Regions from separate parts of the Mus musculus genome. Here all the other regions are linked to region 2. A link is a loop called in an ENCODE intact Hi-C map of the cell type or tissue named here. Cell type or tissue: heart. All regions are shown on one strand.

Region 1 (5,000 bases), 62 kb before region 2:
AAAACCAGACAACACTATTTTAACCAAAGTACATTTGTAAAAAATTTGAGCACCTCTTATTTTTCAGAGTGAACTAAGCGCAGGAAAGGTTAAGTCCTAGGAAGCTGTACAGTCCTTATACTTAAAAACATAACAAAACCACCTCAACTTCCCATGGAGAAAAGTGGGAAAAGGAAGGTATATGAACACATACTGACACACAGGAACAACAGAGCTAAGATGTTTATTCACTCATGTGTATACATCACAGTTTTAGGTAACCAAACATAGACACCTGAAATGTCTTTCAGAAAAAAAGACAAGAGATCTGAGATGATAAATGTATGAAATATTAAAATTTAGCTCTGGTCTAAAGAAGATGATAGAGTGGATGCAAAGAAATTACAGGAATTAAAAAAAAAAAAAAACAGAAAAGGAATACTATGTAACAGACAAAAACAAGAAACCTCTTCTAAGGAACAAATAGATGCAGTTAATGAGACCTGAGAATTTACCAATTACCCAGTAGCTATTATGATGCAATGATGACATTTCAGGTATTTTAGATACAATGTAACTGTCATCTTCCTTGAATATATACTTGCTAGGCCTTCCCAGATACTTGCTAGCTTTCCCAGATGCTGGAAGATCTCACACACAGAAAGATTTTCATTCAGGGGGTATAATATGTTTAGGATGTTTTCAAGTTTAAAAAAAAAAAAAAAAAAAAAAAAAGATGTTTTCAAGTTTCCCAAGCCAGATGTTAAGCGAAATAAAAATGTAAAGTATAAACAATGCTCAAAAAATATCTGTTATCAACACTGAATATACATATGGACCTTCTTTACTGAACATATTTTCTGTGCTACGCATGAAGCTCTGAGAAGCTAGCTAGTCAGAGGTCCTGAATGTCTATCCACCGTCGTCGATTCCCTAAAAAGTACTTTCCCCATCAGCTAACCCAGCCAAGTGGACTCTGACCATCATACCAATCAATACTAGGCAGTGGGAGGCAAGAGAGACAAAGCAGTAGGCTGACTCTATGTATTTACTCCAGGCAGGAGTAGTAGGCCTGGAGAGGCTGGGAAAACCCAAGGTGCTCACTTTAAACAATGAATTGGAAATTACTCAGACTAAGGAAAAAAAAAAAAGAGTGCCACACTATTTGGAAAGGAATACAGACGCTGAGTCATCACTCTGCATGGGAGGGGGGGCCGGCGGAGGGGGGTAGGAAACGCCAATTAAGCGGTTGGAAGATGCGATTCATTCATTAGATTGGGCTTCAGGTGAAACCCGACAGCTATACCGCGAAAAATAGCACTCAAAAGACAGGTAACAAATAGCGGGAGCAGTCATCCTTTTATCCAACTCCGATGGTCCGGACGCACAAACGGATTAGGAAGCGGCATCACTAACTGAGCGAAAGGAGTTTAACTGGTTGTCAGGTTGGCGCAGTAAGCGCTCAAAGTAAACTTCGTTATCCAAGGGACAGAGGTGGTGCACGGTGGCGAAAAGCAATCACTTTGGCACTTCAAAAGCAGCAGGCGCTAGGCGGGTGTTTCTGACAGCGTGGGGCACGTGGGGCAGAAAGAGACAAGGGGCTCCTCTGGTTAAAGAGTGGTAGACTGGGGAGAAGGACTCGGAGCGACTGAGGCTGAGGACGTGGACTGCTGAGGACGTGGACTGAGGCTAAACGTTCAAGCCAAAGGATGCAGTAGTGGTCCCACCCCCGCCAAGCCCTGCCCCCGTAGGGACCCACAGCTCCTGGCTCAGCCCGGAGCCCCCAAAGCACAGGGGGAACAGTAGCTCTCCCGCGCCTGACAGCCTCAGCCGTGCACAAGCCCAGCCAAGCAAGAGTGTGCAAAAGAAGGGGTCGGGAGGAAAAAGTCGAGACAAGCCCTAGACCCTAGGAAGTGACTGTGTTTGGGGGGGAAGGGAGGGCTTCCTTCTCTGGGAAGGGGGACAGATGAGGAATGCACTTCACAGCCGCGCCACCGCGACGCCCGGCTCTCCGCTTCTAGTCCCGGGCTCCTGCTCTCCCTTCCTCCCTCCGCTTCCCGCAGTGCCCGGGCCACTCGGTGCCTGGCACCCCGGGTCTCGGGTACTCACAGAGTCCGGGGCTGTCCGTCGTCTTCCATCATGGTGGGTGCGACGGAGTGATCCCGGGACAAGGGGGAGGGCAGGGCTGGGGAGGGGAGGGGGCGGGAAGGAAGGGGAGGGGGGCTCCGGGCGCCGGCTGGGGACAGAGGAAAAGGTACTGAACCCCGCTCTCGGGTCCGCTCCCCCCAGCCCGCTCCGGACACTGCGCTCCAACCAGGAGGAGCAGGAGGAGGAGGAGGATGAACAAAATGGCCGCCACCACCAGCCAGGCAGGAAACGCGGCAGGGCGCAGGCGCGGCCCGCCAGGTCACTGCTCAGGCCAGCTGCGACGGCCTGTCCGGCAAAAGTAGCTAAAGAGACAGAAAGCCCGGCCAAAGAGTACACCCTGCGACTGGACACGACGGAGCACGTTGTCGCTGTGGGCCTGCTGGCCAGTCAAGACCTATCCGGGTCCAAGAGAGACCCAACACAGAGAGAAAAGCCGCGAAACCAAGTCTCCGGGAATTGCGGTCCCGGGAAAGTGGGGGAAGCCCTTCTCCAGTGGCCTTCTGGGAACTGTAGTTCAAGGCAGACCCTGCGCCTGCCGGAGCGCGAAGGAGAGATTTCTGGGTAGTGTAGTCGTACGTGAGGACGTGCCGCGACTAAGTAGTCGGCGTGCCGGGATAGAGCGAGGAATAAAAGGCGGGCGGCCGAAATAGAGAGGAGCTGTCCGGGAAGTAAACTACAAATCCCAGAGTGCCTCGCGCCGGGGCCCGCCCCAGGATCGCTCTTAGCATCTTAAGGCTCTTCTGTTGGTCCAGTGTGAGCTTCTGCTCCGCCTCCGTCCAGCCCCAGAGCGGTTTCTTCAACTGCAGATCAGGCGGTGTGCTGGCTCCGCGTGGTTCTCCCGTCAGCCGGCCTTGCCCGCCTCTACTCTCAGAACTGCTGGTCCGTGTTCAACAACCGACGCCTCACGCGACGGGCAAAAGAGTGGCAACTCTGAACCCGGAGAGATGTAGCGGACATCGGGCAACACCAGATCCAGCCTTGTCTTTGAGCACGTGTTCTAACCAGATAGGCCTTTCTAGACTATACCGCTTGTAACTTGCTTTACAAGTTCCACAAGGATCGCTACCCATTATCTCATCGGATTAGTGGGTAAGGCTGCAAAAGAGCAGCCCCTCATTCAAATGGCTTGTACCGCTCTTTCAAATCCCTACTTAAAACTTAAATATTCGCGTGGTGGCGCACAGTGCTACTGAACAGGAGGATAATGGATTTAAGGCCAGCCTAGAAATAGATACCAAGACCTTATCAAAAACTAATAATCAGTGAAAACAGCAAAGAGGCTCAACGACCAGGTCTCATGCCAAAACAGTCTGGAGTTCGGTATTGGAGGACACGGGCTGCTAGTATTGAGATGCTAAAGCAAGAGAGGAGATAGAATCATGACAATCTACTGGATGTACACCACATTTGTGGCTGAGGCCCCTAGGGGTCAGACGAAGGGATGGCATTCCCTGCCTGAGACTGGAGTTAACAGTGGTTGTGAGCTGCATATGAGTGCTGAGAACCAAACTGGAAGCCACTGTAAGTGTGCTCTTAACCAGCTCTCCCGTGCCCCCAGCTGCACACTGTCTCATTGAAGGAGAGAAAAGGTCTGGTGGCCAACAGAGAGCTTTGGGGTAGCTTATAGATCTGCTTAGCTGCATACTGAAACCCTACCTGAATTTACAGGTACAGTGGGAGATTGGAGGCTGCTTCTCCATGAGCCTAGGAAGGAGAGAGTAAGTCTGAACGAGAAACGGATTATATCCCAAAGTGAAAAAGGAAAGAGCAACTGGGCGTGGTGGCGCACGCCTTTGATCCCAGCACTTGGGAGGCAGAGGCAGGCGAATTTCTGAGTTCGAGGCCAGCGTGGTCTACAGAATGAGTTCCAGGACAGCCAAGGCTATACACAGCAAATCCTATCTCGAAAAAGCCAAAAAAAAAAAAAATTAATTTTTTTTTTAAAAAAGGAAAGGAAAGAACTTCAGAGAGCTTCAGAAATCTACACAAGTGAAACAAAGGGGTCAGAAAAAAAAATAGGGAAGGGAAGAGGTGGGGAAGGCACCAAGCTCAGCCTCAGCCATACAGTTCCCATCCACTTCCAAAAGGTAAGCCAAATGAAACGCAGGCAGTCCTATACCCAGAACAAGCCCACAACCCTTGTAAGCCTTAAATCCAGGTTTGACGCAGCAGTAATTGCCCCAGCAGAAAAATTCAACAGCAGAGAGAATCTTATCTTGTCACACTGTATGACTCAGAGGCCAGTAGCCAGAAGCAATCTGAAGGGAGAATCTATTTTTAAAAACAGCTACCTGGGGACCTGAAACCAGGGAGCGCCCACAGAGCCTCAACCTGTTAGCATCCCAAGACAAAGAGAGGTCCACACATGCTGTGTAGAGAGCAGGAAAGCTAGTCACCAACAAACCAAAGGATGCAGGTGACAGAATGTTCTCAGGCTGGGAAAACCATGGAGAAATTATTAGGTGGCTATGAGACCCATGGGTGGATCAAATTCTAGAGTCACCTACCTGTTACTACTGTTAGTGCTTAAGGATACTGGCATTCCAAGGGGTGTTTCTGATACCCACAGCTGGATCCCTCCAGCAGGGTGGTTAGTATTCAGGAGGTCTTGTAAGCATGAAGCTGGGGCCTCTAGCTGTCCCAGGCTGCAGTTCATACCCCATTGCATTTAGGAGACGCCCTTCAGCTAAAAGGGTTATCCCAGCAGTGTGATGTGGAGAGTCGGGACAGAGTGAGAAAATCTGCCTAGTCCACAGAAAGTAAAACTTGACCAGCAGACATCCCTGCTGCACAAAAAAGAAAAACAGCCACTGTGAAGACAGATCTGGGAGACAGGAGACAATCAGTACCCATTCCACAGCATCATAAGGCAT
Region 2 (5,000 bases):
GGGTAGAACCAACTTTTCATGCCTAAACGGAAATGTAAGCGGCACATCATGGCTTCCACCACAAAGATCAAATGTGAGAGCCCACGTAAAGTCATTAACGTAGCACCTGACAGCGATTACCCAATAAGCACTAGCCATTATGAGTGTTGTTTTTAATAATTATTATTTACCACACACTGTGCTGGAGGATGGGGACACGGTGGTGATCAAGATCCTGCTCCTGCTCTTAAAAACTCAGCCCATTAAGTAAATCAAACAAACAAGCATTTACAGTGTAAAGCAATTGGTAGGGTGGGACAGGATGTGGATGGTCAGAGGACTAATGGGGGGGCAGCAGGATGTGTGTATGTGTGTGTGTGTGTGTGTGTGTGTGTGTGTGAAGGAGTGTATGCTAAAGGGAATGCTGGGAAAAGCCAAGCTGCCCAGGAGATGATGGTTGGAGTGGATAGAAGGGTTTCCATCCTGGTGGTGGAAGCAGTGTGTGCAAGATACAGTTCAGCAGGGTCAGCTGAAGTATGGACCAGGGAAAATGAGGAATACACCTTTGTGCACCAGACCAAGGAGAGTGGACTTGGTGGGTGCTTGAAAAGGCCTCTCTGGCTGCTATATGGGCAAGAGGTTTAGAGGCAAGCCCAAAGGCTGAAGAACCCATTAGGGTGCTGTGAAGGATCCAGGTGAAAGCGTAAGATGGCTGGGACGGAAGAAAGAGAAGAGTCACAGAGTCAAGAAATACTTAGCAAGATAGGAATGGATGGTAGGAACGAAGGGGCAATTTGAGGACAAAGTGGGGGTGCGGGAGAGATGACTTAAGAGCATTTGCTACTCTTATAGAGGACCAGGTTCAGTTCCCACAAGGAAGCTATAAACATCTATAACTACAGTTTCAGGGCATGCAATACCCTCTTTGGACCTCGGAAGGCATTGCACAAGCCGGCTCATACATATAAAATAAATCTTTATTTATTTTTTTTAAATATTTTTTAAATAGGGCATTGCTAGGCGTAGTAGATGGTAGTGTGCACCTTTAATCTCAATACTTGGGAGGCAGAACTATATAGATAGACCATATCTTTAAAAAAATATCCACAGCCAAGCAGTGGTGACACATGCCCTTGATCCCAGCACTTGGGAGGCAGAGAGATGGATCTCTGTGAGTTCAAGGTCAGCCTGGTCTACATAATTAGCTAGTTCTAGGACAGCCAAAACTACACAAAGATACCTTGTATTGAAAAACAAGCGAAAAAATTCACTTTGTATTCAGTCTTCAATAAACATCAATCTTTATTCCTTTATTGAAGATGGACTCTGGATTTAGCCACGTGCTGGGTGGGTTCAGGTATAAAGAAGCAAAAGACAGACACTGACCAGTGAGTGAATCTAAGTGTCTAGACCTTTCAATGTGACTATCAAATGATAATAAGTCAATATTCCCACATTTGGGCTTATACAGGTGTGTTTGGTGGCACCAGGCAGTACCTGAAGGCTAACTATGTTAATACTTATACTGAGGCTTTGAGACTTCAAAGTCAGTAAGAAGGTCTTTGGAAGTAAAAAAAATCAGCTTGTTGGAAATGTCTGGCAGAGTCCTCTAGTATTTGCCACAGAGTAAAAATCGGAGGGGAAGAGGCCAGAGATGTATCTTTGAAGGTCCCAGGACATTCTCTGAATCTGAGTCAGGAAATTGGCCTCAGTATTGGTTCCAGGTGTTTCTGAAGTCTAGTCACTGTGCGAAAGTGCCTATATAGAAGGCCAAGAGCACAAAGTTGTCACTTTAGTCCTTGCTTCTTCAGTTTTCCAAAGCAGGCAGGTGAGTTTCCACAGCTCTTTCTTTTTGTTGTGACCTCAGATCAGCATTCCAGAATTTCTCAGAAGTCATAAGGCCCTTGAGAAAAAGTTACTAAAAACGTCACTGCAGGACGCCAGCGTCACTGAGTGTGAAGAGAGAGAAAGAACTAGACTTTCCGAGTTTAAAGATGATTTAGTCCTTACACAAAGGTGGGGCCCCAGGTGTCGGCCCTTGGACTGCTAACCCCGGGACACCCCCACGCGGCACGAAAGAGTGGTGGGGAGTCCGGAGACAGAAACCAGCCAGAGAGCACAAGGACACCGGTGCGTGTCAACCTGGCGCGAGGCGCACAGGCCCCAGGACACACACAGGACAGGGATAGGGAGGGACAGCCTGGGTAGTCTAGGAGAAGGAGGGGCGGGTGACAAATCCCCGCCTCCGATCCCTCCCAAGGTCCCGCCCCGCCGCGATTATAGCCTATGACTCAGGGCGGAGCTCCGCATCCAACCCACGGCGGCCGCCAAGTTCTCTGGATGGGACCAGAAGTTTCTAGCCGGCCAGTTGCTGCCTTCTCTTTATCTCCTCCTTCCCCTTTGGCAGCTAGGAGGCTATTTCCAGACACTTCCACCCCTCTTCGGCCACGTCACCCAGTCCTTTAATTCATAAAGGTGCCCGGCGCCGGCTTCCCGGACACATCGGCTACACAGAGGTGCCCGCACTCCACGACCTCGTGACCCGCGCCCTAGCTCTGCGCCCCGGGCGGACCCTAACCCAGCATGAGCGCCGCCACCCAATCGCCCATGATGCAGATGGCGTCCGGCAACGGAGCCAGCGACCGAGACCCCCTGCCCCCGGGCTGGGAGATCAAAATCGACCCGCAGACCGGCTGGCCCTTCTTCGTGGACCACAACAGCCGCACCACGACGTGGAACGACCCGCGTGTGCCCCCCGAGGGCCCTAAGGTGAGTGGAGCTTGCCGTCCCACCTCGACGGCGAAGGGGCCTGGTCGAGCCAGGGCTATGCGAGTCACCCCACCCCGCGCCCTGCTGCGCAAGGAGAGTCCTTAACCATATCCGCCTCGAACGGGCGTCGGGCCGCAGAGAGCCGCAGGCAGGGTGGCCTTGGACGGTAGCCAGCGGGGTGCGACCCGCGTGGTGACATCGGGTGGTTTTCCACAGCCTCTTGCGAAGGGCGAAGGGCAGTGGTGGCCTGAGCTGCGGTGCGCCGCGTCCCAGGGAAGGGCGACCGGCCTGATGAGCGGCTGAGGCCCAGGCCAGGCCCGGCCGCCGCCTCTCTGTCCCGCGCGTCCCGTGCTGAGACCCTGGGCTCCCTCCGGTGCTGATGGCGCACGGCCAGGATTGAAAGGCTGCTGAGTGGAGTCTCCTGTGGGGATTTCACTTTCAAATTCAGAACTTAGTTGAGGCTTATCTTGAGTTTACTGGATCTTAGGCATAGAGTGACTCAGGAGGCTCGAGTAAATAAGTTATTTTCCCCCATTAAACTTATTATTACTGGTCGAAACTGCTTTCAGTTAGAGAAAATTCTGATACTACCACTATTTTTTTTTAAGATACTCTTTCTGACAGTTCCAAAACTAAAGATCAGACATTGTATCACCATACTTAGCCACTGCCTTAAGACTCACACTGGAGTGAAAGAATGTATTTTTAATGGCGTGATTCCTTGTTGTCCTTTTCAAATACTGGAGTTTTGTTACCAGAAACAGCTGAGGAGTCTGGTGAACACTAGGTGTATGCTTCATTTGCATAGATATTCAGGTTTGTGTACTTCAATCTAAAAAGCAAGAAAAATTGAAAATACAAATTTGGAATGAAGCCCAGCCTGGTTCAGGCCTGTCATCCCAGCACCCAGGAAGCTGTGGCGAGAGGATCTTGAGTTCAAGTCTAGCCAGGGCTATATAATCGGAGTCTATCTCAAAAGTTATTAAGTAATTAAGTTGGAATGAAACTAGCCTGTGTTGCAAAATAAGACCTTGTCTTTTTTTATAAAAAAAAAGAAAAAAAAGATTGAGCTGGGCAGTTGTGGCACACCTCTTTAATCCCAGCACTTGAGAGGCAGAAGCAGGCAGATTTCTGAGTTCAAGGCCAGTCTGGTCTACAGAGTTCCAGGACAGCCAGGGCTACACAGAGAAACCCGATCTCGAAAAACCAATAAAATAAAATAAAAATAAATAAAAATTCGATTGAATTTTGAGTGAAGAACTTAAAAATACAAATTTAGGTAGGATTTTTCTTGTTTGTTTTGTTTTTCTTTTTTTAAAATTAGATATTTTTTTATTTACATTTCAAATTTTATTCCTTTCCTCATTTCCCCTCCGAAAACCCCCCTATCTCATTCCCCCCCTCCCTGCTCATTACCCCACTCACTCCCGCTTCCCTGTCCTGGCATTCCCCTACGCTGGAGCACAGAGCCTTCATAAGACCAAGGGCCTCTCATTGATTTCCCACAAGGCCATCCTCTGCTACATATTGGGCTGGAGCCTTGAGTCCCTCCATGTGTACTCTTTGGTTGGTGGTTTAGTCCCTGGGAGCTCTGGGGGTAGTGGTTGGTTCATATTGTTGTTCCTCCTATGGGGCTGCAAACCCCTTCAGCTCCTTGGGTTGCTTTGCTTTTCAAGACAGGGTTTCTCTGTGTAGTGTTGGCTGACCTGGAACTCACAGAGATCCTCCTGCCTCTGCTTTCTGAGGCATGAGCCACCACCATCCGGCCACGTAGGATCTTTGAAAATATAGTTAACAGAAGTCATATTTAGCATAATGTTCAGTAATAATTTATGTACATTTGGTCCTTTCAAAATGAAAAGTTTGGTAAAGTAAATGCACTTTAAAATAGGACTCTATCATCAATGGGAGGAGAGGCCCTTGGTCCCGTGAAGGTTCTATGCCTCAGTATAGGGGAAGGCCAGGGCCAGGAAGCAGGAGTGGATGGGTTGGTGAGCAGGGGGAGGGGGGAGGGGATGGGAGTTTTCAGAGGGGAAACTAGGAAAGGGGATAACATTTGAAATGTAAATAAAGAAAATATCTAATTAAAAAAGGAAAAAAGAAAAAAAAAAATAGGACTCTACTTTGGGCCTGACCTGGTGGTACACAGCTTTAATCCCAGCTCTCAGAGGCAGAGGCAGGTGGATCTCTGAGTTCAAGGCCAGCTTAGTCAATAGAGAAATGTTGCCTCAAACAAACAAAACAAAACAAGA
Region 3 (5,000 bases), 50 kb before region 2:
AAAGCAAGCAGAAAATGATGGGTTACTACCATAACAGTTATGATATTATTACACCTGCGGATACATCATTATATGACACGTGTGTATGATATATTATTTATCAATTTATTTGTAACATAGCCTTGCAGTTCTAGAGCATAGACTTTGCAAATTATAATGATATATATATATATATATATTTTTTTTTTTTTTTTTTCGAGACAGGGTTTCTCTATAGCCCTGGCTGTCCTGGAACTCACTTTGTAGACCAGGCTGGCCTCGAACTCAGAAATCCACCTGCCTCTGACTCCCGAGTGCTGGGATTAAAGGCGTGCACCACCATACCTGGCTGATAATGTTATATCTTAACGTCATTAAAAGTATATGTTTAGTCTAATAATCTGGCAGGTTGCATGTTGGATACCCTGTGAAAGAGTGAAAAAACAAAATTCTTTTCAAACACACATTATAGAGAGGATTAATAAGATAGAGCTAGAGAGATGACTCTGTAGTTAAGAGAATTGGCTGCTCTTCCAGAGGACCTGGGTTCAATTCCCAGCACTCAAATGGCAGCTCACAACTGTCTGTAACTCCTGTTCCAGAGGATTCAATGTTCTCTCCTGGCCTCTGTGAGCACTAAGTGCTCAAGTATTGCACAGGTATAGATGTAAGCAAAACACCTTATCCATAGGGGAAAAACCTGGGATATTCAGAGAACTACAAGGAGTAAACACACATTCAGGTCTTTTTTACCTTAGAACCCTTCCCATGTTTGGAAATTTTCCTCACTTTCCCTTAATAAATCTATGCTTGGTTCTTCTCTAAAAATAAAACAGGGGACAAGTAAAATGGCTCATGCCTTTAATCCCAAAACTCAGGAGGCAGAGGCAATAGGATCTCTAAGTTCCAGGGAAGACCACTCCATGTCAGCCAGGGGCTACAGAGGGAAAACCTGTTTTAAAAAATCAAATAAATACTCACAGTGGTGGCTCATGCCTTTAACCCCAGCACTCTGGAGGCAGAGGCAGGTGGATTTCTGAGTTCGAGGCCAGCCTGGTCTACAAAGTGAGTTCCAGGACAGCCGGGGCTATACAGAGAAACCCTGTCTCGAAAAAACAAACAAACAAACAAGAATTAGGTTGAACTGAAGAGATGGTTTGAGGTTAAGAATACTTGCTATTCTTATGGAGGACTAGATTTAGTTCCTAATATCCACAGGGCACTCATAACTGTCTGTAACTCCTTTTCAAGGAATCTGAAGCCTACTTCTGGCCTGTGATGGTACCAAGCATGCATATGGCGCATATATATACACAGAGACAAAAGTCTCACACAAATAAAAATAAATCTTAAAAGAATAAATGAAATTGGGACCTTGACAGATAGTTCAAAAGTTAAGAGTACGTACTACTCTTTTTTTGTTGTTTGTTTTTTTCAAGACAGGGTTTCTCTGTATAGCCCGGGCTGTCCTGGAACTCACTCTATAGACCAGGTTGGCCTCGAACTCAGAAATCTGCCTGCCTCTACCTCTGCCTCCCAAGTGCTGGGATTAAAGGCGTGTGCCACCATGCCCGGCTACGTACTACTCTTGTTTGTTTGTTTGTTTGTTTGTTTGTTTGTTTGTTGGAGTTTTTTTCAAGATAGGCTTAACTCTAACAGCCCTTGTTGTCCTGAAACTCAATTTGTAGATCAGGCTGGCCTAGAACTTATCTGCCTGCCTCTGCATTCCAAAGTACTGGGCATATTAGGTGCACATAGCACTCTTACAAAGGACCCATTCTTGGTTTCTAGCACCCATGTCTGGTGGGTAACTCCAGCTCCAGGGTAGCCAGTGTCCCTAGACCCTGTCTCAAGTGCATATACCTCACCACACATACACACACACACACAAATACACAAAATTAAAAATAATAATTATTAAAATAGGCCAGGTGTTATTGAGCACATCCTTAATTCCGGAACTTGAGAGTCAAAAGGCAGGGGAATCTATAAATTCAAGGTCAGACTGGTCTACACCATGAGTTCCAAGCCAACAAGAGCCATGCATACAGTGAAGCTCTGTCAAAAAGAAGAAAGAAGGAGGAGGAGGAAGAGAAGGAGGAATAAGAGGAAGGGGAAGAGGGGAAGGGGGAGGAGAAGGGGAAGAAGAAAGGAAAGAGAAGAAGAAAAGAAAGAAAAGAAGAAAGAAGTAGAGGAAGGAGGCGGCGAAGGAGAAAGAGAAGAAGGAGAAGAAGGAGGAAGAGAAGGAGGAGGAGAAGGAAGAGGAGGAGCAGGAGAAGGAGGAGGAGAAGGAGGAGAGGAAGAAGAAGGGAAGGAAAGAAGGAAGGAAGGAAAAGAAAAAAAGGAAAGAAAAGAAAAACAAAAGAGATTGTGGGATGGTTGTTATGCAGCAGCTGATGACAGTAACAATTCTGATGTCACTCCCCTCAACTAAGAAGGTGGAAGATACTTCATTCAATTATCCTCTGTAGTCTCCAAAGGCCCATGTGACTTTCCTATTTTTCCAACATATCTTTAAAACTTCCCCCCATAGGTTCTCTGTTAGCATGTAATTTCTGTCTCCTCACTATAAAGATGAGAAAACGGGGAGCTTAAGAAGTATACCAAAGGTCACAACTTCCTACGAGCTTCAGCTAACTCATGAGTCTTTACCACTTCAACACTAGTAATCAACTATTCATTATTCTACCTAGTTATGATGGCGATTGCGGTTGATGTCACTGGAAGAATGACCACTATCCGGAAGGTTCCCACTCATGGCCCAGCAGGGGGAGCTCTCTTTCTAAGGAGCCACTCTGCACTACCCGGGGGTAAGCCAAGGCCATGTCCTGGTGGACAGGCGGGTCATCCTGGGAGATGGAAGTATCCTTGGGAGGAAGGGAAAAGAAGAAAGCATTGACTAAGCTCCAAATTAACGGTGTTAATTTTTAATACAAGAGCCTGGCTTTGCCTTAAAGAATCCAAGGTCCTTCGCCGGATAACTCTGTACGGCATCCGATCCCTTGCCAAGGTAAGCGGCAGTTCTCTGCAGTGGCCCATAGAGGCTCCCAAGTAAAGGAGATCTGAAATATCAGCATGGCTGCCTTCCTTAGTTCTCCATCCCCTGGCAGGAATACTGGAGAGCAAGTCTGTCCCTTCCCTGGACCACCTTGTCTCCCTAAGTCCTTCGTCCTGGCCCTGTACTTGGCTCTAAGGAGCTGCCTCATTCTTGTCCTTTGGCAATATTCTCCCTGATGTGATGGGTGAGGGAAAAGGGACCTTCCTCCCCAACTGAAGCAAAAATCAGAGACTCAAGTCAACATGGGAGATAAACAGTAGTTCTTGTTACCCTACCAGGTTTCATAGTCTGCCAGTGTAACCCACTTTCTCTGCATCAGGGTTTGGAAAAAAACAATGAACAATCCTTTGACCATCTTTTGTCTTCTCTGGCCACCTTTATATTGATGCTTATTTTAGATCAAGGTCTAGGGAATGCTAATAGGCCAAAGGAAGTGTATGGCCATTTCTGATATGCCTAGCAAAATTCCACTAAAAGGGAACATGAATTCAAGACCAGTCTGGGAATATATATGGTGGTTTCAGAGCCAGCCTGGACTATAGAGTGAGAATCTGTCTCAAAAGAAACACAGATGTCATTGTAACTCCTGTTAAAGACTGTGGTGATTTGAACGAGAATGGCCCCTGTAGTTTAAATATTTGCATTCCATTAGTGGCTGTATGGGAAGGCTTAGGAAGTATGGCCATGCTAGAGGAAGTATGTCAATGGGGTAGACTTTGAAGTTTCAAAAGGCTTGTGCCATTTCAAGTCAGCTCTCTCTACTTCCTGTTTGTAGGTTGAAATGTAAGCTCTCGACTGTTGCTCCAGCACCATGCTGCCTGCTGCCATGCTCCCCACCATGACGCGATGGACTCTTATCTCTTTGGAACCTAAGCCCAAATAAATCCTTCCTTCTATAAACTGCCTTGGTCTTGGTGCTATTCCCAGCAATAAAAAAAAAGCCACAAAGACAAAGCTGGGTGTGGTAACAAAGGCCAGCACACCAATCCGTGGCAGGCTGAGGCAGGAGGATCATGAGTTCAGGCTCCATCTCAGTTAGTACATCGTTTGCCTAGTGTGGTTTGAATGGGAATGAGCTCCGGAGGCATGTATGTTCGAATACTTGGTCTCCAGGAAACAAAACTATTTGGGAAGGGACTTGAGGTCTCAGAGGAGGAGATGTGTCCTGGGCTTTGAGGAATCAAAAGCTTCCCAACACCCCCAGTTCTCTCTCTCTCTCTCTCTCTCTCTCTCTCTCTCTCTCTCTCCCTCTCTCCCTCCCTCCCTCTCCCTCCTTCCCTTCCTCCATCTCTCGTGCTGTTGAAGATGTGAGACCTCATCTGCTGCTACACCATGCTTTTCCCTCACCATCCCGGGCTCTGGAAACTTAAACCCAATCAATTGATTTTTTTTTTTTTTTTTTTTTTGGATAACCTACCTTAGTCATTGTGTCTTATCACAGCAATAGTAAAAGTAACTAATACAGAAGTTGTTACCAGGAGCTGGGCTATTGCCGTGGAAGACTGCTCATCTCACCGGATAGAATAAGACCACTACAATTTTTGAGCCAAATGTGAAGCAAGCTTGATTTTTATTGGGGTGTTCCTGAGAGCTGGCCAGTGACTGTCTCCTAAGCTAGGCTAGAGAGCAAGCAGCCTTGAGCGGCCCCCTTTAAGGATCAAAATGCAAAGCAGAGACAATGGAACAGTAAAAAAGTACAAAAAGATCTCAAACCAACCAACCACCTAAAACTCAACAGCCGGTAGGTAGTAGTCGACAATTAGGAAGGGTTTGGGTGTTCTCAAAAACAAGTCAAGGCTGGGGCAGAGCGACTTAAAAACAGAAGCTCAGCTTCTACAGTAAATAGAAACTTATTTTTAACAATATAACATAATGGCTCCTGCTCTCAGAATAGAGTCAGGCAGGTCCCCACCCCCACCCCCCAGACCTGACCATGTGGTTGTTTGCAGGAAGACTTTGGGAC
Region 4 (5,000 bases), 67 kb after region 2:
ACATGGTTCTTGTTTTCCACCTTTGTGTGAGCCCCAGGGGAGTGAACTGGAGTCTCCAGGTTTGCAAGGCAAGCGCTTCACCTGCTGAGCCAACTTGCCAGCTCTCCTATCATTTTTAACTGCTTATCATGCTTCTCTACCATTTAACTCTGCCCCAGGGATGGGCAGAGTGACGTTGGACTCCCACTGTTGGAGAAGGACAATGGTACCATGCTGCTTCCAAGCAGGGCTTTGTCCTGGCACAGCTGTGGCTCCCAAAGCACCCAAGGACAAGCTCACCTTGTTACTGAGTATTCTATTTCTTCCTAAGGCAACCTAGTCTAACATCACATATGAAAACACTTTCTTCCTACTGATGCTCTTTAATCCACCCATGGGGAATCTATAACCCTAGATTTATTGAATCAAAAGATCTTCATAGCTCTATTTTCACTATCAGGGCTCCACACGAACCGGAAATAGCTCTGTCTGAGTCACTGGGATGAGGGCTGCCATCCTGGAACACTGTTTCCAATCTCTAAATTTATCTTCTAATAGAACTCTGTGTGTGTGTGTGTGTGTGTGTGTGTGTGTGTGTGTGTATGTGTATGTATACACCCAGCTATATAATTATTAGTGCATTAAAGAACTGCAGGGCAAGTCTAAACTCACAGAACGGGGAGGGATAGAGGACAATGATTAAAGACAACGAGCAGGCACAAAGCCTTCGAGGGGATAAAAGAACAGAAAATTCTCTCACGCACATGCTGGGACTAGGTGTCTGGTACTCAACTCTTTTAAATGGGAAGGGAGTTTAGAAATAATACAAAATAATAACCACAGAATCAGAATTTTTGGATGAAATGGAGATATCTCAAACCTTAAGCTTTGGTATCCACAGGGCATATATACTCTGGGAGTCAAGACTCTGACGATACTCCTGACAGATGCATGTCAAAGTCCACTCTTCTTATTTCCCAATGATGCATTTTGAACTGACACATTTGAGTCATATATACACATCTATGTGCCTATGTGCATATATATACCCATTAATCACAAGGATGGGGGGCTGGTGAGATGGCTCAGTGGGTAAGAGCACCCGACTGCTCTTCCGAAGGTCAGGAGTTCAAATCCCAGCAACCACATGGTGGCTCACAACCATCCGTAACGAGATCTGGCGCCCTCTTCTGGAGTGTCTGAAGACAGCTTCAGTGTACTTACATATAATAAATAAATCTTAAAAAAAAAAAAAAAAAATCACAAGGATGGATGCTAGGTGGAATACAGTAGGCAGTGAATTGTGTCTAATGAGGCAGAATAGAGGGCCCTAGATAATATGACTCCTACTTGACATTCCAGTTTACTATAATCACCAAAATTTTAATTAATCAGTCTAGTAAGACCTTCAACATAGACAGGCTTTTCCTGGGGTATTTCTGTTCATAGTTAAAAATGTTAGGGATCTCTCAGAGGATGAGTCTCAAAGGAGAAATGTTATACATTATATATATTGAAGACAAGATCTAACTATGTAGGCCTGCCTGGTCTGGAGCTCTGAACAGACCAGGCTGACCTGGGGATTTACAGAGATCGACTTCCTCCTCTGCCCATTTCTATTTGTGTGTATGTATGTGTGTGTGCACGTGTGCCACCTGAGTGCAGGTGCCCTCTGAGGCCAGCAGAGGAGGTCAGATGCTCTGGAACTAGAGTTACAGGTGATTATGCGCTGCCTGACTTCAGCGCTAGGAGTCAAATTCAGGTCCTCTGAAAGAGCAGTGTTACCCTCTTAGCCTCTGAGCCATCTCTCCAGTCCTGCAAAAAGTCGATTTTAAGAAACTATAGGATGGCTCAGTGGTTAAAAACACTGGGTGCTCTTCCAGAGGACCCAGGTTCAATTACCAGCATCCATATGGCAGCTTGCAACTGTCTATAACTCCAGTTCCAGGGCTCTGACACCCCATGCAAGAAAAACACCAACGAACATAAACAAACAAACAAACAAACAATAAGAACAAAACAAACACAATGCTGGTGATGGCAGATGCCTTTAATGCCAGCACTCTGGAGGCAGATGCATGTGGGTCTGCAATTTCCTTCTACAGAGTGAGTTCTAGGTCAGCCAGAGCTACACAGAGAAACTCTTGTCTCGAATTCCCCCGAGCCCCCAACAAAAAGAAAACCATAAGATTAAATTTTTCTCCTTGAAAAATATGTTTATTGAGGACCCAGCATATTGCTGTGTTGGTAGAGTTCTTGTCTACCAAGCTCCCACACTTGAAGACGGGGGTTCAGGTATGCGGTGCACATCTATAATCCCAGCAACAGGAGGCATAAGCAGGAGGATCAGAAATATGAGGGCATCTTCAAGTTGGAGGCCAGCCTGAGCTACATCAGACCCTTGTCTTGGTTTAGAAAGAAAGAAAGAACTGTCAGCAGCCATAGAATTACATTTTAGTAACATTACAGTTTAGGTAGTTTTTCAAAGAATTTATTTCATTTATTCCCAATAAGGACCGTGCGTGTGTGTGTGTGTGTGTGTGTGTGTGTGTGTGTGTGTGTGTGTGTGCACTATAATTTATCCCCAATTTCTATAGGAGAAACTGACCTTGGAAAGACTGAACATTTGTCTGGGTGCATCTGGCTGGTTAACAGGAGAGAGAGAGAGAGAGAGAGAGAGAGAGAGAGAGAGAGAGGAGAGAGATGGGCTAGGACTCAGGTGGCAGCACTGACAGAGAGAACCAGAGTTGATAAGCACAGCTGCTTATCCAGGAGGCTGAGGAGGGCTGGGGGAGGATGGAGAGGAGGACTCAGCTAGCTGATGGGTTTACCTCAGCTGCCCCTCTCCCTTCCTCCCCCCACATCCAGCTCCAGGCCTCCACTCCTCCCCTGCAGGACGGAAAGTAATTTGCTCCAAAGAGAAAGGCTCAGCGGTAAACAAGGGTGGGTGAAGCTCTGGGGGATTGATTCTGAGCAGCAGCGTGTCCACCTCTGCAGACAGCTCCCAGCTCCTGCAAAGAAAAATAAACAAAACATCAAAAGACAGAAGAGAGCCAACAAAACCCCTGAAGTAGCTGTTCCTCTGTGAACTAAGCCCGAGCTCCAGTCAGAAAATCACAGGGGAGGGAAAGTCCAGACACTGGTCTGCAGTTGTTAATATAAACTCCCCAAATTGAATAGTTTACGGTTCACATTTTGTTAATACCTTTCTTGAGACCTCACCGATCCTTCCCTAGACATGTCTGGGCTGAAGACAAGAGTGGCTCGGTTAAGGGCCAAGCACCCCGCCCGGCCTTTCCCTCTCCCTGCAGAAAGAACTGATTTCCCACCCACTAAAGAGGTCAGGCCCTACCAGAAGAAGTAGCCCTCAGTGGCTTGGTTAGATTTTACAAGACAGCAGGAAAAGAAGCTAGAAGAGAAACCTTAGTGCCCCCCACTCCCCTGCAAGAAGAGGCCCATGTAAGTATTGTGTTACAAAAAGACAATGCTTAACAAGGGGGGAAAAATGAAATAAAAATTGAAAAATCATACACAGGACTTTATAGGATTGAAGAATTTTAAATTATATTCATTTTTAAAGAATTATTTTTAATTATGTATAATGGGCTCTGTGGAGGTAGATGCAGGCGGATCTCTATGGATTAGGTCGGCCTGCTCTACATAGTGAGTTCCAGGCCAGCCAAGACTACATAGTGAGAGCTTGTCTCAGAAAAAAAAAAAAATGAAAGAAAGAAAGGCCATGTTTTTCTATTCAGCTGCTCCCTGGTTTCCTCTCATAGTTAAAAATACCATCTTGGAAATTTGGCAAGTCACAGTTTGTTCTTGCCCTTCCCCCTCAGCACCCCACCCCCAAGTCTTTGATCATGGTCAGAGCCAAGCGAACACCCCCACACCAGCACGGAGTTATCCCACCCCAACTGCTTCAGCGCCCTCCTGCCCGAGCGCCCGCCCGCCGAGCGCCCAGCGCCCGCCCTCCCGTCAGACTCAATGAAGGATTGCTGTCAAATCACTGGGAAAAGAACGGAATAGAAATCGGAAAGCCGGGGCCTCGTAGCTCTTTGCTTCTAAGTGGTACTCTCACAAGATGTCCACGCACTATATATACAATGCTATTATTTTCTTAAAGCAGAAGAGACAACAGGTTCAAAATCAATCCGCCCAGCCGCTTTTCCAAGGATATGCAGACCCTCCTACCCAGAGTCATTCCTCCCCTGCTGCTTACTGAGGCACTGCAAAGTATTGTTGAAAAACAAAAACAAAAAAAAAAAAAACCAACCTCAACCACAACGATCCAGCAGAAGGCATTTGGACAGTTGTTATTGACTTGTGACGGTACAGGCCCTGACAGGCCATCAGTTATGTGAGAATTACAGTCAGTGGAGACATTAAAAACCGTGCAACTGCTGGAGCTGAGAAACCGGGGAACTCTGCTCCATCTATTCCATTTAAAAGCCAGGCGTACAGCTTAGAAGGGGCTGTAGCTCTCAAGCAGGATGAGGAATGAATACAAAGAGCTTGTCCTGGAATTTCTTGTCTGCAGAGGCAAAAGGTTCTAGAGCCTTAGGTGATAAACGTCTTTGTGTGTGTTGGGGGAATGGTATACACAAATGGACTTAACTAGGGAAGCTGTGTTTATTTAATCTTTGTTTTGTTTGGGGTTTTTGTTATTGTTTTTCAAGATAATAGGGTTTCTCTGTAGCCCCTGGCTATTCTGGAACTTCCTCTGAAGACTAGGCTGGCCTTGAATTCTATGATCCATCTGCCTCTGCCTTCCAAGTGCTGGGATTAAAAGCATTAATTAATTAAAAAAATTTAAAAAGCATTAATTAATTAAAAGCACCACTGCCTGGCTTACAAAAAAAAAAAAAGTTTGAACCCATAGCCTTGTATTTGCTAGGCAAAGTGCTCTACCACTGAGCTAAATTCCTAACCCCCAGTACAGCCAATATTATAGGTCCTTAAAATGGGGGCAGAGGCACTAGCTGATTTTCCTGGGTTTGATTCCTAGCACCACATGGTGA
Region 5 (5,000 bases), 87 kb after region 2:
GGCTTTTACAACCGTTTGCCAGTCAGCAGGAGTTAGTGCCATGCCAGCGAGCCTGTCTAACTGCACCAAGGTAAAATTAGCATTGGTTCCGTATTTACGAACCGACTCAGCAATTTCTTTAATCTGCACATATTCTACCGGAGCGTGGACACGCCCACCCTCGGCTCCTTCAAAGACTGGAAATGCCTGTTCTATTTTCCTTTGTTCCTCTCGGGGAATGAATGAGTCTGCGCACTGCCTCTCTGCGCACTGCCTCTCTGCGCATTGCTGACGCACTACGCAGGGCGGGGACTCCGCATAGGGCGGGAGTGCACCTGGTAGCCGATTGCCCTGAGGCCAATTAGCAAACTGGCCTTCGCCAGCCGCTTTTGGCTTTTTCCTTAAATGACTAGTTAGCACTTTACTTGGCGGCTGGTATCCTTTTCTTTCATAATGAGCCGCTTTTTTCTCCCAGTCTGTTTCTTCAGAGCACAGGCTCCTTCTCCTAGAGACCTCCGCTAATTGATCTTTCTTCTTTTCCCTTTTTCCTCTTTTTCTTCTAATCTCTCTCCAGGTATTCTTACCTGACCTAAACTTTTCCTCGGGTTCAAGACCCTTGGAAAGGCCTGTATACTTATTTTGTGTACCATATTTCCTCTTTGTTCCTATTCTCTCTCCCCGCTTTACTTCTGATAGCTTGTCCTGAATTTCCTCTAGAATTTTCAGCCCTATCTTAATCACTTGATAACATGTGAAAAGGAACAAAAGGGCTCCTAACATTAGAAAAAATTCAAGGCCAAACATTTTCCACTTTACTTCTGATAGACTGTCTTGAATTTCGTTAGAAAGTTCAAGGCCAGGCTTACCTCGTGAAGCTGTACTCACTGGTACTCTCGTTCCCCAGCTGAAAAGTTCTGAATTCATACAGTTGAATCCTTCTTAACAGTCTGCTTTACGGGAACCTTTATCACCGTCGTTCCCCAGCTGATGAGTTCTGAATTCGGCAGTTGAATCCTTCTCAACAGTCTGTTTTATGGGAACCTTTATAAACGTGATCCGCAGTTCTGGTTCCGGAATGAGGGATCCTCCTTGCGCCAGTCCCGAGTTTTTTTCTCGTCCCGGAATTCGGCACCAATTGTTATTAGACGCGTTCTCACGACCGGCCAGGAAGAACACCACAGACCAGAATCTTCTGCGGCAAAGCTTTATTCTTACATCTTCAGGAACAGAGTGCAAGAAGCAAGAGAGCAAGAAGCAAGAGAGAGAGAAAAGCAAGAGAGCGAAAGAGCAAGAGAGAGAGAAAAGCAAGAGAGAGAGAAAAGCAAGAGAGAGAAGCAAGAGAGAGAAGCAAGAGAGCGAAGCAAGAGAGAGAGAGAAAACGAAACCCCGTCCCTCTTAAGGAGCATTCTCCTTCGCCTCGGACGTGTCACTCCCTGATTGGCTGCAGCCCATCGGCCGAGTTGACGTCACGGGGAAGGCAGAGCACAAGTAGTCATAAGATACCCTTGGCACATGCGCAGATTATTTGTTTACCACTTAGAACACAGCTGTCAGCGCCATCTTGTAACGGCGAATGTGGGCGCGGCTCCCAACACAGCAGCACCACCACCAGCAGCACCACCACCAGCAGCAGCAGCACCACCATTTACTTTATATTTATGAACCTGTGCACTACACCCATACAGGAACAGAGGTCAGAAGAGGTGTCTCATCACAGTTGGTTGTGAGCTGCCCTGGAGGTGCTGGGAACTGAACCGGAGGTCCTCTGCAAAAGTAGCAAAGTACTCTTGAGCCACCCAGCTCCGGTGGTTAGGCCTCTTTTTTTTTTTTTTTTTTTTAAAGATTGCTTTAAAGGAAGACAGGAACATACAGAATTGGGAGTCTAAGAGTGTAGTAAAGGTCACGAATTCAATCAGTAGAGACTAAAATTGTCCCAAGATCACACAGAACAAGACAGACCCAAAGTCTGGAGACTGGGAGATAGGTCTAGAACTGGAAGCTTTTTCTCCTAAATCTTTCTGGTTCAGATTGACACCTGGCCATTTTACCATCTCTGAGTGACGTCCCTTTTACTGACTTCCTGTAGGCCGGCTTCTCAGACTTTGCTGTACCTTCTCCTCACTAGCCCAGCTAACTCTAAGTGTGTATTCTGTGGAGACACATCTCCACTAATGTGCATTTACTAAATGATTATTGGTGTCCAGGTTCTAATAGGAAATGCCAAAACAGAGCGGCCTCTGCTCAGCCGAGTGCTAACTTGGGGTAGAACCCTGGAGACAACCATGGCTGTACTTCTGGGCTTGGTTTGGTCTTTGCTCAGACTAGGGGTAAATGTACTCCGAGGAGGAAGGAATGTCAGGTGGATTCGGGGACTTGACCAGACTTTTCTAGGAGCTAATGGAAGGAATGAAGGACTGGCTTGCACATCAGGGAAAGATCAAGAAATGGCTGCATAAAGGGCGTCGAGCCAGTATAACCAGACTTAGGCTCAGGGCCTGCCTGAGGTCGCAGCTGGTAAGGCCGGCGAGTGGGAGAGGCAGAGGAGTAGAGGCTATAGACAGAGAGGGAGGAACTGAAAGAGGTGCGGCGAGAGCTGAAAGGAGAAAGAGGATTGAGACACAGGCTGGGAGAGGGCTGAGCCAGAAACTCGTGGGCGGGACCAGGGCGGGGCCTAGGAGGGCTTTCGGAGAACTACAGAGGGAGGCGGAGTCGGAAGGTCGGAGGAGGAGCCTGAGCAAGGGCGGAGCCTAAGGGAGAGGGGAGGAACTATAGGAGGGAAAGTTGCACGCTGAGGGGAGGAACCTGGGAGGAGGCGGAGTCTAGAGGGAGCCAGGATGAACTGTAGGAGGTGGAGTCTCAGGATAGGGGGCGGAGCCTAGGTACAGGAGTTGTGGGGGGAGGGGGAAAAGGCCTCCCGGGCCTCGGCCGCCCAAGCGTGTTCTTGGCCCGCGGGTCAGGCCCCCGAGTGCTTCCCCACTCTGTTCTTCCGTGGGCTGGGTCCTCGGAGTCTCCTTGAGGCACGGACTCTGGTGGTCTCGGTGGAGGAGGACTCCAGCATCGCTCCAGGGCGGGCCGCTGCCGTGCCTGGGCCGGGGGACCGCCGCCTCCCGGAGCGCGTGGGGCCGGCATGGAGCTCTTTCAGGCTAAGGACCACTACATCCTGCAGCAGGGCGAGCGTGCCCTGTGGTGCAGCCGGCGCGACGGCGGCCTGCAGCTCCGACCGGGTGAGGCGCGCGGCGCGGGCTGGGTGGGGCGCGCGGGCCAGCTGGAGCGCGGGGGGCGCGGCCCGGCCCCTCCGGCCCCGGGATCGCGAGGCTGGGCGGGACGCTTGGGGATGTCAGCGCTAGTCCTGAGGGGAGCGGCCGCCGCTTCGGGGAGTCCTCCTGCCTCAGGGAGGCGGGGAAGGCCGGTCACCCCCTTTAGTGCACCTCTTCCAGTATCTGGGGCCTGGGGTGCGGGGATAGGGTCCCTTATGAACCCCTCGTAGGCCTCCACCTGCAGCGTCTTCTCACGGTCCAGCGTGGGAAGTTCTGGGTTCCAGTCCCATCAGTTCAGTGGAACCTAATGCGGGACACTCCTTCTTGACATCCTTGAGTTGTTCCCGGTCACTTATTAAAGAGTGACTTCAGGACGGTTACCTCACAGGACTTGATCGAAAACTAGTGTATGAATTGCCATTTTCAAGAAGAAGTCGTGTTGGATGTCTGTCACACACAGTTAGGAGAGGTCAAAGTCTCCAGCCATCAGTTTGCTTTAGAAAACTTTGTTTGCAGTTAGTTGGCTTAAATAGTAGCTCCTGTTCTCAGACAGCTGCGGTCAGTTATCGCTCGGAGGAGTTTGGGCAGCTTCTACTTAGTTCTCCAGTGCTTTTTTCCTTCATTGGTCAACACTTTTTTACTTTAGGAAAAGTGAGACTGGAACTCTTGAACGAGCCACGGCATTGGACGTTTTCCTGCGTTCTTTGAGTACATCCAGTAGAATAACTTCAAGGGAGCTTTTTAGGTCATCCTGTTACCTCTTATGGGATGGCTTCTGAGGACAGGTCCTTTCGTGTCTTAGTGCCAATCCCCACAGCAGCCTGAAAGAGTAGGGTCAGGATCTTCTTTCTCAGGTGAGGAGAGAAGTGTGAGATCCCAGAAAGTGGAGCGGTTTGGTGACACTTTTCATCAGTGTCCATTGTGTCCTTACGGAGACCTGCAAAGTTACTCTGCTAGAGCGGTGAAGAACAACTTTTTTTCTTCTTCAGAAATATGGCTCTGGTTGTATTTTCTTGCCGCTGTATTTTATTTCCTCTTTTCAGAATGGAGGCACTACGGTGGCCACAGTAAGACTTTTGGTGACCTTGGAATAGATGATGGGCCACTTTATTCTAATCTGACCACTTTTCCTAGCCTGTCACCCTGCAAGGTGTAAAGCAGGGGGGAATTTAGCTGTAAAAGTCCCGCGGGCCAAATTCCTGGCAGCTGGAATGCATAAATGGAGGGAGCTTGGAGTCCTTCTCAGCTCATCAGACAGGACTTTTCATCTCCGCAGGTCAGTTTTCTCAAGCAGAAAGTTTAGCCGGGCCCTTTCCTGGAGCTAGCCCTGAGGTTTGCTCTTTGTTTGTCCAAAGTTCGTATCAGAGAGCAAGTGTAAAACTTTTCACCATTATCAAAAGTTTGGTATAGCATCACAGTTCAGTGTATCTCATTTCGTAGATACGTATCCCATCACCCACAAACGTAGGTAGCGCCTAGAGGAAGGCAGAGGCCATCATAGTTCAGATTTAACAGGCCATTGGAAGCCTTAGAAAGTATCCTGTAGTTATTGACTAGTTTAACCTATCCAGTATTTAAGATCTCAAATACAGCTATTTTAGTAATATTTAATTGATCTGAATGCTGTTTAGGTCTTTTTTTTTTTTTAATCTATACAGAGTTATTTCAAATTCTCTTTATTGAACATTGTCTTCTCTTTGTGGTGAGTGTTGCTGTTGTTTAAAGTGACAGAGTTAAAATCTTTAGTTTTTTTTTCATCTTGAT

Evidence for each region. Peaks named below come from ENCODE experiments on the same cell type or tissue, not always from the same donor. Only the 100,000 strongest peaks of a DNase experiment are listed, where the experiment ranks them.
Region 1: it touches region 2 in a loop (4-fold over the local background); 7 of 42 quality-filtered maps call a loop at or near these places.
Region 3: it touches region 2 in a loop (2.0-fold over the local background); 7 of 42 quality-filtered maps call a loop at or near these places.
Region 4: a loop joins it to region 2, with 2.0 times the contacts of the local background. A loop is called at or near these places in 3 of 42 quality-filtered maps.
Region 5: it touches region 2 in a loop (2.2-fold over the local background); 6 of 42 quality-filtered maps call a loop at or near these places.

The regions. Positions count from the first base shown.
Region 1 is chr7:128,459,037-128,464,036 of GRCm38, forward strand. Tial1 (Tia1 cytotoxic granule-associated RNA binding protein-like 1) reads right to left here and starts at 2,637. Exons shown (of 12, transcript NM_001347640.1): 1 at 2,089-2,637. The coding sequence starts at 2,120. Gm32816 (a long non-coding RNA gene) reads left to right here and starts at 2,684. Exons shown (of 4, transcript XR_378509.4): 1 at 2,684-3,216. In heart, no CTCF peak of the experiment used is centred here; DNase peaks (open chromatin) are centred at 1,625, 2,375 and 2,745; H3K4me3 peaks cover 3,038 bases; H3K27ac peaks cover 2,970 bases.
Region 2 is chr7:128,521,297-128,526,296 of GRCm38, forward strand. Bag3 (BCL2-associated athanogene 3) reads left to right here and starts at 2,287. Exons shown (of 4, transcript NM_013863.5): 1 at 2,287-2,748. The coding sequence starts at 2,563. In heart, a CTCF peak has its summit at 2,377; DNase peaks (open chromatin) are centred at 2,285 and 2,935; H3K4me3 peaks cover 2,409 bases; H3K27ac peaks cover 2,010 bases.
Region 3 is chr7:128,471,639-128,476,638 of GRCm38, forward strand. Gm32816 (a long non-coding RNA gene) reads left to right here. Exons shown (of 4, transcript XR_378509.4): 2 at 2,673-2,789; 3 at 2,917-2,989; 4 at 3,813-3,937. Among named protein-coding and RNA genes, the nearest start is that of Gm32816, 12 kb to the left of the region's middle. In heart, CTCF peaks have their summits at 2,774 (motif pointing right) and 2,990; a DNase peak (open chromatin) is centred at 2,783; H3K4me3 peaks cover 306 bases.
Region 4 is chr7:128,588,670-128,593,669 of GRCm38, forward strand. No RefSeq gene overlaps it. Among named protein-coding and RNA genes, the nearest start is that of Inpp5f, 20 kb to the right of the region's middle. In heart, CTCF peaks have their summits at 1,074 and 2,884; DNase peaks (open chromatin) are centred at 2,922 and 3,872; H3K4me3 peaks cover 1,290 bases; H3K27ac peaks cover 1,735 bases.
Region 5 is chr7:128,608,489-128,613,488 of GRCm38, forward strand. It overlaps Inpp5f (inositol polyphosphate-5-phosphatase F), which reads left to right and starts at 2,877. Exons shown (of 20, transcript NM_178641.5): 1 at 2,877-3,203. The coding sequence starts at 3,107. In heart, no CTCF peak of the experiment used is centred here; a DNase peak (open chromatin) is centred at 2,663; H3K4me3 peaks cover 2,094 bases; H3K27ac peaks cover 1,411 bases.